2 separate regions of the Mus musculus genome follow, and region 2 is linked to region 1. The links are chromatin loops, found by intact Hi-C in ENCODE. Cell type or tissue: gastrocnemius. All regions are shown on one strand.

The links. Hi-C counts contacts between places; a loop is a spot of excess contacts. Peaks named below come from ENCODE experiments on the same cell type or tissue, not always from the same donor. Only the 100,000 strongest peaks of a DNase experiment are listed, where the experiment ranks them.
Region 2: it touches region 1 in a loop (8-fold over the local background); 32 of 42 quality-filtered maps call a loop at or near these places.

Annotation. Positions count from the first base shown.
Region 1 is chr1:21,267,498-21,275,497 of GRCm38, reverse strand. Gm28836 (a long non-coding RNA gene) reads left to right here and starts at 3,813. Exons shown (of 3, transcript XR_373236.3): 1 at 3,813-4,083. It also overlaps the pseudogene Gm7094. In gastrocnemius, a CTCF peak has its summit at 3,852 (motif pointing right); DNase peaks (open chromatin) are centred at 3,138 and 3,853; H3K4me3 peaks cover 1,168 bases; H3K27ac peaks cover 538 bases.
Region 2 is chr1:21,215,264-21,223,263 of GRCm38, reverse strand. It overlaps Tmem14a (transmembrane protein 14A), which reads right to left and starts at 4,689. Exons shown (of 5, transcript NM_029398.3): 1 at 4,375-4,689. The region is part of intron 1 of Gm28836 (a long non-coding RNA gene); the gene reads left to right. In gastrocnemius, no CTCF peak of the experiment used is centred here; DNase peaks (open chromatin) are centred at 2,049, 4,495 and 4,643; H3K4me3 peaks cover 1,275 bases; H3K27ac peaks cover 1,209 bases.

The sequences.
Region 1 (8,000 bases):
GGCAGGGTTGGTGTTTCCCTGCTGGCTTTCAGTGTGCATTTGGTCCTGTCACTCCTTGCTGTCTACCCTCGTTCCTCTCTTTGGTAATGAGAGACTTTAGTCTGTGCTGTGACATACTGGGAGGCTGTACTTCATTTTCTTGTATTGCTGGGGCTCATAGTTTAGAGACTGAACCGAGTCTTAGAAGCAACATCGGAAGAAGAGTCCTGAAATGTGTCTGTGTGTAGCATCAAGTGTGGCACAGACTCTCAAGCTTCCTGCACTAGAGCTGCTGGGCTGCACATGAGCCCAGAGCCCGACCTCCAGGCTTCCAGGTTACTGGCTTTGGAGAAGGGCCTGAGAATCTGCTCTTCTAATGCTCTCTCAAGTGGTGCTCACACAGGTCTGGGCACCACCCTTGGAAGATCATTGTGTATATTTAAGACTAAACTCCAAGAAGGCTTAGCTAGGTAGCAAACAAGCAAACAAACTGCCAAACTGTTCTGTTTCCCACTCAAAATCCAGATTCACTCAGCAGAAGCAGCCACCAAGTCCTCTAAGAGATGATGAGAGGTGGCATCTGGTGGGTTTTGGAAGAGTTTCACAGTGAAGGGCATTTGAGAAGTGGAGAGCCTCTGTGATAAGCTTGTTGGTGCAAATGACCTGGCAGACACACAGCCGGTCTATCAGACAAGCCTGCAGATTCAATGTAGGTCACTGCATGAGGTTAGGGTGTGGGGGGGGTGGGGGAATGGAATCTAAAACCTTGCCATTTCTCAGAGGTAAGGTCATGAGTGTTCTAGCTCAAATGCTTTCCTAGGCAGCATAAATAGCTTGATGCCAGCACACTGTACTGACAGAGGACTTGTGTAATACTGGCTTGAGGAGAGCAGAGCTTCAGGGCAGAGTGATTTCTACCCGAGACTTACTCACTTCTAATACCTCTGAAAATGAATGTCCTCAGTGCTAGAGGCAGTTGTTAGAAGTATTATTGTTCTGTATCATGGAAATAAAAAACTGAATATGTGTGTGTGGGGGGGGGGGAAAGGGTTGTTAATCCTATAATATTGGTATTCTCCCTCTATAACCTCTTTGTTATACATATACATGAATAATATTTACAGTATTAGCTGGGCGGTATGTGTTGCTCTTAAAACAAACTATTTTGGTTCACATCTATAATTCAGCCATTGGAAAGCAGAGGCAGAAAGGATTGCTATGGCTTTGAGGCCAGCCTGGGCTACTTAGTGAATTTCAGGCCAGTGTGGGTAACAGAGTCAGGTTCTGTCTCAAAAATTAAGCAAACATTAATATTCTGTATACATGTATGCTCTTTCAACACATTTTTTATCCTGTAAAGTAGCCATTTCAGAGTTGTGATACATATAAGAACTGTGTGCAACAGGACTGTGTGTGGTCCCCCATGATAGGAGACACACAGCAGTGCTACTGTGGATGGATGTGTATTTCCCAAATGCAAACAGTGAGATTGAATTAGAGGTTAGTGGAAACAGAAAATTGTTTATTCTGCCTAACTCTCGAATCTGGTTCCAATCCTGACAGCATTTGGGAATTGCAGAATCTGCTAGTTCTGTAGTAATGGGTGTTTCCAAAGGTGGAGGACAGAAAGAAATGGAAAATGTCAAGCCTCTGTTTGCTTTTGTTGTTCTGTAATATCAATTAAGTCAGTGTGATTTTAATTTTTATAAATAAATCTCCCCAAAGCCAGGTACACCTGGAAATCTTATGTGTCACTCAACTCTGAAGTTATGCTAGTAGACATAACTGAAGATCATTTACTCTTTAGGGTATTTATTAACTGAGCTTTCTTTGAATTCTTACATATTTTACTTCTGCATTTCCCCAAGATGGCAGAGGTGCTGAGGCCACACGGAATTGTGTCTCTGTCGCCGTGGATCGTAGGTAGACAGTCTTACAGGTTGGCAAAGGCCGAAGGTTTCACTGCACCCTCATCCTCAGCTCCACCCTTGGCTTCCACTCGAGCAGGTGGCTGATGGCGTGAGCTCAGGTGACAAGTTCCCTCTACCTAAGAGCAGTCCTGTTCCACATATCTGACAGTATGGAATCCCAAATGCCCTACAGAGAGATGTTCTCTGAGGTTCAGTTAGAATCACTGAATAGGAGCATGTTGTGGCTGCTTCCATCTTCTGGTACTTTAGTAGGAGCATCTCTGAGTGTCTATTCTGAGCCATATCTTAATCTGCTGCCGGAGCTGATGGAGGTTTGCGGAGGGGTGTTTAAGTGCAACAGACTGCGCAAGAGAGACTGTGCTTCAACTTTCAGACCAATGAAACAACAACAAAGATATCGCAGCATCATGACAGGAAGTATGATCTATCCAATCTTGTCGTGGGGATAATAAAGCGTTCCAAAGGGGTTGTTTGTTTTGTTTTGTTTTTCTGTTTGTTTCTTACTACTACAGATTTAATGACATTGGTAGGGACATATAACTTCTGGCACAGATTAGACACCAAGGGACTAACCTAAACTAAAAGTGGAAATGGATACACTCAGGTATTACATCATTGAACTGCTTAACAGGAAAGCTGTTAACAGGAGGTCCAAACCTCTTGGAAGGTACCAAGCAGCTAATAAAGGCTGGTCTTCTTCATCATCTTCAAGAATTCTTCCTCATTAATCTCTCCATCCCCGTCAGGATCAGCTTCATCAAGCATTTCCTGTAATTCATCTTCGGTTAAGTTTTCCCCTAGCTCCTTGGCAACCCTCTTGATGTTATTTAGTGATATGCTTCCCGTAGCATCGTCATCAAATAATTTAAATGCCTTCAGTATTTCTTCTTTTTCATCTTTTTCACTCATTTTTACGCTCATGATGGCAAAAAAATCTTCAAAACAAATGGTGCCAGTCCCTTCCTTGTCGATTTCAGCGATCAGTTGTTTTACTTCTTCTTTCTTTGGCTCAAAGCCTAAGGCCCGCATTGCAATCTTCAGTTCTTTCAGATCTATGGTTCCAGATCCATCAATATCGAATAAGTCAAAGGCCTCTTTAATTTCTTGCTTCTGGGTGTCATTCAGTTCAACTTTTGCTGCTTTTTTCTTCCATTGGTCTAAAGTTATGCGCTGGCTGGATGCCATATCCCCTCCCTGCGCCCCTGCCCGCGCCCGCGCAACAGCCGCTCTCCCCTCCAGGGCGCGCGTTTGCTCCCGGCAGGCGGTTGCTATATCCAAAGGGGTTGTTTTGAGTAGGGAAAGTGTTCTGTGAGTCTGAGGAGAGAGAAGGCTAGGGTGAGGATGGACAAACAGGATGTTGGAAGGAGGGCCAGAAGGATTCGCAGGCAAAGGTCAGGATGGGAGTGACTCTACAGCCTTGTGTCTTGCTGACAGTGCTCCTACGCCTCTCCTGGGGACTGATTAATTCCCTGGGACCAATTTAGACTTCCAAATTCTCAAAATATGATCAAATTAGTTCCCCCAAAATACTGTGTGTGTGTTCTTAAGTTTCGTTTCTGGGAACTGATTCTCTGGACCGGCAAGATTCAATATGCTTTCCAACTGTGGCGTTCTGTGGCGTTCTGTACCACCCCTCCTGGACATCTAAACCTGGATACTCTGATCTCACAGGGCAATAGCAGGATCACGAGGCTATGCCCTTATCTACCTAGATACTGAGCAGTGAGGGCACTCGCCTTTGAAATCAAATCAACTAGGATTCTGACTGTGGACACTTCACCCTTTGGAATGTCCCCACATCCACTGAAAATGGAAACAATTTGTAGTCTGTGGGTACAAAATTCTTAACGACTCGGGGGTGGGTGGGTGGGTGGGTGGGTGGGGAATCCTAAGGAGTCTTGCTGTAAGCATCATCCCGGCCGGCAGGGGGCAGCAGACTCCAGACCTATGCTCCGACACAGCTGGGTGGAGAAGGGACTTCTTGGCCTCTGCTGGCCCAGAGCTGCACCTGACTCCCAGGGCGAGGACAGAAGAAGGACGTGGGATGAAGGACTCTACCTCCCACAAACCAACTCCAAAGAGAACAAGACTGTGTTCAAGAGACACTTAAGAGAACACTTAAGGCGGGTCACAGCTACGGAGTGCGCCTGCGCAGTACTGCATCCGGAGTGAGGTAGTGCCCTTAAGCATCTCTGCTTTTTTTTTTTTTTTTTTTCTGCCTTTTCCAGCTGCAACAAGGGTGCAAGTGGGCTGTGCATCCGTTCCATAAAAGAAACTTTTCATGCAAAGGCATGAGAATAAACCAGTTGTTGCTGAGCATCTGCCTTCTCCTTCAATCTCTTGATCTTCACAGAAGATCTGGGGAAGGAGGAAGGAAGGAATGGCATCTGCCCTCCCACAGATCTTTTCTGGCTCATCCTGCCAATTTCCTGAATTTCTGCCTTCATGGGGACCCTAAATTTCGCATCTGTTTTACCCTTTACCTCCCCAGAGGTGGGGCGTTGTGGTAGATAAAGTTCAACCAAGACTTCCTTTAAAAATGGCTCTCATGCCCACTTAGCTCATAGGTAGGCAATTGGTTTATTTTTATGTGAAGATGCTTTGTGTATACTTATTTACAGATCTTTTAGTGGATGGAGAAGATTCTGGAGGCCTGAGACAGGGCAGGGCGGTTTCCTATCCCGGGCAGTGAATAATTTTGTTGCATTGCATCCAGGACGTTTTCCAGTCCTATATCAGCACCTAGCCTCTGTCTGTTGCACGAACATGCAATGAGCATGCCTCCCTCTTCCAGCTACACTCAACTCCTTTCAAGTTCTTACAGCCTTGAGGGGGGGTTGGAGGTGGAGGGTAGGTGTCCTTTGCCTTCCAGAAGAAGCCAGAAAGGTAATTGACCTGTGTAAGTTTTCTCAGTGAGCACTTGTTGCCAATGGAATAATTTTGTTCTTTAGCATGAAACTCAGTTCTCTGTGGAGACGCAGGAATTGTGGGATTCCTGACAATGTAGCCAAGGTTGGTGAGGCAGTGGAGGGGGGAGTGTGGACAGCCACTGGATAACTTCCACACAGGCTGTGTATTGGAGCCACCCACTCATTCTCTCAGGGCAGTGCGCTTGGAGCTGTGTGCAGGTCAGCAATGGATGAACTAATGTGGGTTTGCCCTACTTGAGCTTGGCTGGCAGAGAAAAAGAATCTGACAGGCAACGAATCTCAAGCAGTTTTACAGGAAATTAAAGGAATTTATCTCTTATTGAGACAGGGTCACACGAACAGTTCAGGGACTCAAGAAGGTGAACTCACTTTTCATATTTTAAGTTAGCTTAGGAAAAAAAATTAGACTCCAAGTTACTATCCAGTGATGAATAATCTGTGCTATCAGCTTTGGATTTTTAAAAAAGTATGTCTTCTTGACTATTAGGCACATCAGTGAATAGTTAAATATATGTGTATGTGCACACACAAACATGCTCTCATGCTTACACACACACACACACACACACACACACACACACACACACACACACTACTGTCCAGAGACTCTGACTAAGGGAAAAGCATCAAGACTTCCCACCCTTAATTCCACTAGTGGTCCAAGACAGAGACCAGTAGGGAGCCTTGCTTGTAACTCCCCAGCCTTGCCCACCTCCAGGCTGTAGACTCTCAAGGCTGACTCTCAAATTCATGCATGCTCCCCTTCATTGTCCTTTCTCACAGGTGGGTACTCTCATCAACTGATAGCTCCACTGCAGTCAGCTCCAGATTCATGTCCCCCTGTCTTTCCTGAGTATGTTCCACTACCACAGCTAGGAAACATTAAGTCTGCCTGTAAGGCTTGCTTGCTTAACCCTTCACTGACCTTGGGGCAAGAACCACAGACTCCCCTTACAGGGTGATGTGAGCACAGGTGATATTTCTAATGGACACTCTTTGCACAAAACATGTGTGTTTCAGGTTTTAAGGTGTGTCATTATTCGTTTGTTTGTTTGTTTGTTTTGAGACAGAATTTATCTGTGTAGCCCTGCCTGTCCTGAAACTCACTCTGTAGACCAGGCTGGCCTCGAACTCAGAAATCTGCCTGCCTCTGCCTCTGCCTCTGCCTCTGCCTCTGCCTCTCTGCCTCTGCCTCTCTGCCTCTCTGCCTCTGCCTCTCTGCCTCTCTGCCTCTCTGCCTCTCTGCCTCTCTGCCTCTCTGCCTCTCTGCCTCTGCCTCTGCCTCTCTGCCTCTCTGCCTCTCTGCCTCTCTGCCTCTCTGCCTCTCTGCCTCTCTGCCTCTCTGCCTCTCTGCCTCTGCCTCTCTGCCTCTGCCTCTGCCTCTGCCTCTGCCTCTGCCTCTGCCTCTGCCTCTGCCTCTGCCTCTGCCTCTGCCTCTGCCTCTGCCTCTGCCTCTGCCTCTGCCTCTGCCTCCCAAGTGCTGGGATTAAAGGCATGTGCCACCACTGCCCGGCGTGTCATTATTCTTTAATCGTGTGTGTCTCTGTGTGGGTGTGTGCACACTCGGCTTCAGAGTTCAAAGGAGGACATCAGATGTCCTGGTGCTAGAGTCTCAGGTAGTTGTGAGCTGCCCAGCATAGGTGCTGGAAACAGGGCTCAGATTCTTCACCAAGCTCTCCCACTCCTCCCCCTACCCTTTGCATTTCATTTCACTTTATTTACAAACATGCCTTGCTTGCTCGCTAACTCCCGGAAGGCTCTGCACATGTTCATTCATCTGCCTGGAACACTGGCTTACTCTGCTTGTTCCGGCTTCCCCGAGATCCCAGCTGGGACCCTGCCTCCCCTGGACATCCACCCTTAGACTCCAATGTCCAACAGACGCCTGTCCCCGTGGGGCTGTTCACCATCTGCTACTCCCTGCCCTGTTGTACTGTAGACAAGCCTGTGTCTACAACCTTTTCAAAACTGCTTCCTACTGCCTTGCACAAAGATAATGCCCAGTAAATACTTGTTGAGTGCAAAGGGGTTTAAATATGCCTCATTGAATGTGCAGGTGACAGATTTACTCTACATCAGTTGTCTTCTTCTTGGTGTGCTGAAATACCAGGTAACATGTAAAGATTACTATTATTGCACAGTTAATATTTCTCTTAAAATGTACCTTTGCTTTCAATTGACACACAATAACTACACATATTTCTGGGGTAAAGTGTGGCATTTCAGTATCTTATATTTAGTATCTTATCAACCAATTAGGGCAACTGTCATAGTCATTACCTCAGACATTTATTACTTTCTTCCCTCTGGGGTCATCCAGAATCCTGTATACTAGCTACAGAAGAGCGTAGAGTAGTTTCCAACCATAGCTCTTCCACTGTGCTGGGCAACATTAGACATTATTCCTCCTTTTCAGCAATTCTGTGTGCCCTATAACGTCTCCCTCTCACATCATTCCTAGGATTTGGTAAAACTTTAGCTTCCATATACAAGTGAGAACACATGGGATTTGTCTTTCTGTGCCTTGAACAATTAATGTTTCCTGAACACTCAGTAAGTGCCCGGCACTATCCTGGTACTCTAATTCATTTTGGAAGTAACCATGTAAGCTAGACATTTCTAATTTCCTTCTATTAAAATGGAGAAACTGCACCACAGAGCAGATGAAGAACGCACCTGGTTTGACACAGCTAGTAAGCCTCGGTGTCATGGAGGCTGAGATATATGGTATGACCAGTTTCTACATAGTACTACGTGGGGCCTCCTGTGAGATGCTCATAGGGCAGAAGAGAGTGAGTCACAGGTGGATGGTGCACTGTGTCACAGGGTGTGGGGCGATTGAACAGAAGAACCCTCCACGAGATCTCAAGCCCACCACTCACACTGTTGTTCACCTTGTTCAGCTGGATGCCCCTTGTTCTCAGGGGCGGGATTGCATAGGCGCCTACGGTGAGACATCTCTGATCCTGAAATCTTGGCTCTGTGTGGTTTGGTCATTGTCTGCTTTCTCTGCACCTTAGTTTCCTCGCCCAGGAAATACTCACAATGATAGCACTGCCCTCATAAAAGCTTGTGTGGTGATTGGCTGTGGTGATATGGAGTTACGTGCTTGGAGCTCAGAATTGTCTTTCTCATTACCCTACTGCTGTTTCTTTTACAA
Region 2 (8,000 bases), 52 kb after region 1:
CTACATGTGCAGTAACTGAGGATTTAACCCAGGTCTTGCACATACAACACAGGACTCTACTACTGAGCTACATCGCTGATTCTTATGGGCATTGCTTTAATTTCCTCACTGTTTCTCCTTCAGATGAACAGACTCTGAGACTGCCTCAGAAGAAGGTAGGTGTGAAGCTGATCTTAGAGTCTACGTTAAATCAAGTGTGGTACGTAGTTCATGCCTATAATCTCAGCACACGCGAGGCTTTCCAGGAGTTCAAGGCCAACCTCACTACATACTGAGTTCCTTGCCAGTCAAGATGCAAACACCAAATACAGAGTAGAGGTGGTGGTGGTGGTGGTGGTGGTGGGGAATGTTAAGAAAGGGAGGCAACAGTGAAAGACTCATTACATTTGCATGAAGAACTAACCTAGTAGATTTCATCTGTGCCCAAGGAGTGGCACAGATGACTGAAGAAGAAATGAAGAGATGATGATGGTGATGGTGATGGTGATGATAATGATAGTGAGTGGAGAGAAGGCTCAATAAATAAGAACACAGACAACTCTTCCAGGGGACCAGGGTTCACTTCCCAGAACCCACATGGCAGCTCATGAGTCTCTGTAACTCCAGCCCCTTTGGATCTGATATGCTCTTCTGGCCTATATGGGCCCCAGGCACTCTCTACAGGTATAATACATACAGGTAAAATACCCCAAAACATAAAAAAAAAAAAAAAAAAAAACCTCTCCACCAAACAAAAGCCCCCAGAAAACTAGAGAAGAAATGTGCTATGGTAAAAACAAAACAAAACCAAAAACCTAAGAAATGTGTAGAGAAAGAGCTGAAGCACGTGCACATGGACACACAGACACACAGGCACACAGACACAGTACTGGGTGGGGAACTCATGGGAACTACACCATGAGTACCAGGCCACTCAGCACTGCATAGTGAGACCCCCAGCTGTGGGAGTGGGGAGTACCTGATCAATCAAACCACGATTTAAACGAGAGAAACAAATGGAAAAGGCTCTTATTTCTTTCATCCTTTTTTTTTTGTTTTGTTGTTGTTTTTAAAGAAACAGCAATAGGGTAATGAGAAAGACAATTCTGAGCTCCAAGCACGTAACTCCATATCACCACAGCCAATCACCACACAAGCTTTTATGAGGGCAGTGCTATCATTGTGAGTATTTCCTGGGTGAGAAAACTAAGGTGCAGAGAAAGCAGGCAATGTCCAAACCACACACAGCCAAGATTTCAGGATCAGAGACGTCTCACCGTAGGCGTCTCTGCAATCCCGCCCCTGAGAACAAGGGGCATCCAGCTGAACAAGGTGAACAACAGTGTGAGTGGTGGGCTTGAGATCTCGTGGAGGGTTCTTCTGTTCAATCGCCCCACACCCTGTGACACAGTGCACCATCCACCTGTGACTCACTCTCTTCTGCCCTATGAGCATCTCACAGGAGGCCCCACGTAGTACTATGTAGAAACTGGTCATACCATATACCTCAGCCTCCATGACACCGAGGCTTACTAGCTGTGTCAAACCAGGTGCGTTCCTCAGCTGCTCTGTGGTTCAGTTTCTCCATTTTAATAGAAGGAAATTATAAATGTCTAGCTCACATGGTTACTTCCAAAAATAATTAGAGTACCAGGATAGTGCCCGGCACTTACTGAGTGTTCAGGAAACATTAATTGTTCAAGGCCCAGAAAGAAAAATCCCATGTGGTCTCACTTATACTACATGTCAATTAAAAATAAAGGTACACTTTAGAACAAACGTTAGCTGTGTTTGGTAATATCCTTCCCTTGATACTCCCACTTTAAAAACCATTACTGTTTCAGCACACCAAGAAGACAACTAATGTAGAGTAAATCTGTCACCTGCACATTCAATGAGGCATATTTAAACCCCTTTGCACTCAACAAGTATTTACTGAGCATTATCTTTGTGCAAGGCAGTAGGAAGCAGTTTTGAAAAGGTTGTAGACACAGGCTGGTCTACAGTACAACAGGGCAGGGAGTAGCAGATGGTGAACAGCCCCACGGGGACAGGCGTCTGTTGGACATTGGAGTCTAAGGATGGATGTCCAGGGGAGGCAGGGTCCCAGCTGGGATCTCGGGGAAGCCGGAACAAGCAGAGTAAGCCAGTGTTCCAGGCAGATGAATGAACATGTGCAGAGCCTTCCGGGAGTTGGTGAGCAAGCAAGGCATGTTTGTAAATAAAGTGAAATGAAATGCAAAGGGTAGGGGGAGGAGTGGGAGAGCTTGGTGAAGAATCTGAGCCCTGTTTCCAGCACCTATGCTGGGCAGCTCACAACTGCCCGAGACTCTAGCACCAGGACATCTGATGACCTCCTTTGAACTCTAAGGCCGAGTGTGTACACACCCACACAGAGACACACACGATTAAAGAATAATGACACTCCTGGCAGTGGTGGCACATGCCTTTAATCCCAGCACTTGGGAGGCAGAGGCAGAGAGGCAGAGAGGCAGAGAGGCAGAGAGGCAGAGAGGCAGAGAGGCAGAGAGGCAGAGAGGCAGAGGCAGAGGCAGGCAGATTTTTGAGTTCGAGGCCAGCATGGTCTACAGAGTGAGTTTCAGGACAGCCAGGGCTACACACATAAATTCTGTCTCAAAACAAACAAACGAATAATGACACACCTTAAATCCTGAAACACACATGTTTTGTGCAAAGAGTGTCCATTAGAAATATCACCTGCGCTCACATCACCCTGTAAGGGGAGTCTGTGGGTCTTGCCCCAAGGTCAGTGAAGGGTTAAGCCAGCAAGCCTTACAGGCAGACTTAATGTTTCCTAGCTGTGGTAGTGGAACATACTCAGGAAAGGCAGGGGGACATGAATCTGGAGCTGAATGCAGTGGAGCTATCAGTTGATGAGAGTGCCCACCTGTGAGAAAGGACAATAAAGGGGAGCGTGCATGCATTTGAGAGTCAGCCTTGAGAGTCTACAGCCTGGAGGTGGGCAAGGCTGGGGAGTTACAAGCAAGGCTCCCTACTGGTCTCTGTCTTGGAGCACTAGTGGAATTAAGGGTGGGAAGTCTTGATGCTTTTCCCTTAGTCAGAGTCTCTGGGCAGTAGTGTGTGTGTGTGTGTGTGTGTGTGTGTGTAAGCACGAGAGCATGTTTGTGTGTGCACATACACATATATTTGAACTATTCACTGATGTGCCTAATAGTCAAGAAGACATACTTTTTTAAAAATCCAAAGCTAATAGCACAGATTATTCGTCACTGGATAGTAACGTGGATTCTAATTTTTCTTCTAAGCTAACTTAAAATATGAAAAGTGAGTTCACCTTCTTGAGTCCCCCAACTGATCGTGTGACCCTGTTTCAATAAGAGATAAATTCCTTTAATTTCCTGCTTGAGATTCGTTGCCTGTCAGATTCTTTTTCTCTGCCAGCCAAGCTCAAGTAGGGCAAACCCACACTAGTTCATCCATTGCTGACCTGCACACAGCTCCAAGCGCACTGCCCTGAGAGAATGAGTGGGTGGCTCCAATACACAGCCTGTGTGGAAGTTATCCAGTGGCTGGCCACCCCCCCAACCCACACCCACACCCCCACTGCCTCACCATCCTTGGCTACATTGTCAGGAATCCCACAATTCCTGCGTCTCCACAGAGAACTGAGTTTAGTTCTATAGAAGGGTAAAATTAATCCATTGCCAACAATTGCTTACTGTGAAAACTTACACAAGTCAGTTATCTTGCTGGCTTCTTCTGGAAAGCAAAGGACACTTGCCTCCCCGCACCTGCTTCCCAAACCCCAAAGGGTGTAAGAACTTGAAAGTTGTGGAATGTGGCTGGAAGAGGGAGGCATGTTCACTGCATGTTCATGCAACAGACAGAGGCTAGGTGCTGATATAGGACTGGAAAACGTCCTGGATGCAATGCAACAAAATTATTCACTGCTTAGCATAGGAAACTGAAAATCCCTCCGCAGCCCCACCATCTCAGGTCCTCCTGAATCTTCTCCACCCACTAAGATATCTGTAAATAAGTATGCACAAAGCATTTTCACATAAAAATAAACTAATTACCTATGATCTAAGTGGGCATGAGAGCCATTTTTGAAGCAAGTCTTGGTTGAACTTTACCTACCACCACGCCTCACCTCTGGGAAGGTAAAGAGTAAGACAGATGCGATATTTAGGGCCCCCAGGAAAGCAGAAATTCAGGAAATTGGAAGGATGAGCCAGAAAAGATCTGTGGGAGGGCAGATGCCATTCCCTCCCTCCCTCCCCAGGTCGTCTGAACTGTTTTCTGCTGTGAAGATCGAGGGACTGAAGGAGAGGGCGGATGCTCAGCAAAGAACGGTTTATTCTCATGCCTTTGCATGAAAAGTTTCTTTTAAGGGATGGATGCACAGCTCACCTGCACCCTTGAGCACTTGCTGCAGCTGGTGAAAGCGGAAAAAGCGCAAGAGTAGTCCCTCAATCCGGAAGCAGTTCTGCGCAGGCGCACTGCCTAGCTGCGACCCGCCTTAGAGAGCAGAGTGCACAGAGCTGAGTCCTCTCTGGAGCTGGTTCGTGCGTTGTAGAGTCCTGGATCCCAAGTTCTTCTACTGTCCTCGGCCTGGGAGTGGGGTGCAGCTCTGGGCCAGCAGAGGCCAAGACCCTGGGAAGTGAAGTCGCTTCCCCACCCGGCTGTGTAGGCCCCGAGAGCGCAGGGTTGGAGTCTGCTTCCCCCTGCCGGCCGGGATGATGCTTGCAGAGGGACTCCTTGGTTTAGCTAGGATCCCCCTACATCGTCATAAGAATTTTAGGAAGGTAAACAACATATACATAGTCTACAAATTGTTTCCACTTTCAGTGGAGGTGGGGACGTTCCAGAATGCGAAGGTCTTCAGGATCAGTGAAAGTTAACCTGATTTCAAGGCATGAATGCCGGTAGGTAGATAAGGGCATAGATAGCCTCCTGATCTTTTACTCTTTTACTCTGTGGGATCAAGGTATCCAGGTTTAGATGATCAGGAGGTGTGGCACATAACGCCACAGTTGGAAAGAATTTTGAGTCCTGCAAGGCTAGGGGAATCAGTTTCCAGAAAATCTCCTTACACTGACATTAAATTGTGTCTCTTGGTAAATTCTCATGCGACTCCAGTTGGGCTTTCTAGGATGGAAATAGTAATTAGGATGAACACTGTGCCCTCCCTTATACAACAGCAATCAAGGTATTCAGGAAAGCTCCAGAATTCTCGGAGGTGAGGAGTAATAGAATTACCTCAAAGACATATACATTAATTATATACATTAAACAGGTGGCATTTGTTTGTTGATCCTACACACCACACCACACACACACACACACACACACACACACACACACATTTGGAGAAGTAATGTGACTGCTTTTGAGAACTGGGAAATCTATACTGCTCCTAGAGAATTAATCAGACCCTGGAAGTGTCGCAGGGGCGCTGACATAGGGCTATGGAGTGACACGGAGCTATGGAGTTAGTCCCATCCTAAAGTTTGCTTTCAGATTCTCCTGGTTCTCTCTTCTTCCCACATCCTGATTGTGCACACGTGGCCTAGCTATCTCTGTCTCTGTCTCTCTCTGTCTGTCTCTCTCCCTTCCCCCCCCCTCCTCAGATTCAGAACTCTTTCCTACTCAAAGTCTAAAAATAATATGAAAACCCTCTTGGAAAGCTTTATTATTTCCATGGCATGCTTGGGTAAATGATGGCTCCTTTACTCACAGTGGATTTAGAGTTTGGTCTTTGTTGTTGTTCTGTTGGTCTGAAAGTTGGAGCACAGTCCTTCTTGTGCAGTCTGTTGCACTTAAACACCCCTCATACCATCAGCCCCGGCAGCAGATTAAGATATGGCTCAGAATAGACACTCAGAGATTCTCCTACTAAAGTACCAGAAGATGAAGCCGCCACAACATGCTCCTATTCAGTGATTCTAAATGAACCCCAGAGAACATCTCTCTGTAGGGCATTTGGGATTCCACACTGTCAGATATGTGGAACAGGACTGCTCTTAGGTAGAGGGAACTTGTCACCTGAGCTCAAGCCATCAGCTGCCACCTGCTCGAGTGGAAGCCAAGGGTGGAGCTGAGGATGAGGGTGCAGTGAAACCTTCGGCCTTTGCCAACCTGTAAGACTGTCTACCTACGATCCATGGTGACAGAGACACAATTCCCTGTGGCCTCAGCACCTCTGCCAACTTGTAAGACTGTGTGATAGTTAGAGTGAAAATGGCCCCTAAATGCTCATAGCAGTGGCACTATTAGGAGGTGTCCCCTTGTTTCATGAAGTATGTCACCGGGAGTGGGCTCTGTCTCTTGGCCTTGAGATGCTCGAGCCAGGCCCAATGTCACCCTTTCTTCCTGATGTCTGTACTTCCTAATATATAACCCTCAGATCCCCAAGTGTCTGCCTTCATGCCACCATTTTTCCTGACATGATGACAATAGGCTAAATCACGGAACCATAAGCCAGCCCCAATTAAGTGTTTTTTTCTTTATAAGAGTTGCTGTGGTCATGTCTCATCGTGGCAATAAAAACCCCAACTAAGACAGACTTTTTGTCCATATTTCGTAGTAACAGAGATGCACAATTCAGTATGGCCTAGAGCCTTTGGCATGCCGGAGAAATACATAAAATCTCAAAGGAAGCTCGGTTAATAAATATCCTGAAGAGTAAATGGTCTTGAGTTATGTCTATCAGCATAACTTCAGAATTGTGTCACATGTAAGTACTGTCATGAACTGTCTGTAATGGGACTGTGTGTGGTCCCCCATGATAGGAGACACACAGCAGTGCTACTGTGGATTGATGTGTATTTCCCTAATGCAAACAGTGAGATTAAATTAGAGGTTAGTGGAAACAGAAAATTCTTTACTCTGCCTGACATTTGCACCTGCTTCCAATCCTTACAGTTTTGAGAATTGCAGATCCCAGAGGAAAGCTGCTAGCTCTGTAGTAATGGGTGTTTCCATAGGTAGAGGAGAGGAGAAAATGGTGGAAGGGAGAAGCAGGCCACCAGTCCATTTGTCCAGCCCGCTGTCTAATCAGTCAGGACTTTCTGAGTTATTCTCACTGGGTCCTAAGCCTGATTCTCAACAATCACTGAGAAAGTCAGTGTGTCTCAGGTATTCCAAGTGTACACTGCAAAGAGTCTTCACTCTTTCCTTTCTGATCCATATGGCAACTTTACTTCTGTTCATCAGGCAAAGACGTGTTGAATCAGCATGTGTGCATACAGTACATAGAATATTAATAATTACTTAATGTTTGAGAGAGAGTCTCACTACGTAACCCACATTGGTCTGGAATCCCCTATATCTCCCAGGCTGGACTCAAAGCCACAGTGATCCTTTTAGCCTCAGCCTTCCAAGGGCTGAATTATAGATGTGAACCACCTAGTCTGGGTTATAACCTATTTTAAAATTACCATATGTTGCTCTGCTAACACTGTGAAGGTTAATGTACATGTGTACAATAAAATGGAATGTAAAGGGGGAGTACAAATAGTATAGGATTAATTAATAACCCCTTCCTATATTCAATTTTTAAAAAGTGACACATTTCCATGACACAACAATCTTTTCATTTGGTGATGGGGGTGTACACCTTTAATCTCAGCACTTGAGAGACAAGGCCAGGTGGACCTGTGAGTTTGAGACCAGCCTTGTCTACTGAGTGACTTCCAGGACAGAAAGGATGACACAGAAAAACCCTGTCTCTTAAAACCAGAAGGAGAAAGAAAGAACAGTGTTTTCATGTTCTTTTTTTTCAGTGATACTTCTAAGGACTGCCTCTAGCCCTGAGGACATTCATTTTCAGAGGTCTCAGAAGCAAGAAGTCTCGATAGAAATCACTCTGCCCTCAAGCTCGGCTCTCCTCAAGGCAGAATTACACAAGTCCTCTGTCAGCACAGTGTGCTGCCATCGAGCTATTTATGCTGCCTAGGAAAGCATTTGAGTAGAACACTCATGACCTTACCTCTGAGAAACGGCAAGGTTTTAGATTCTATTACACACACACACAC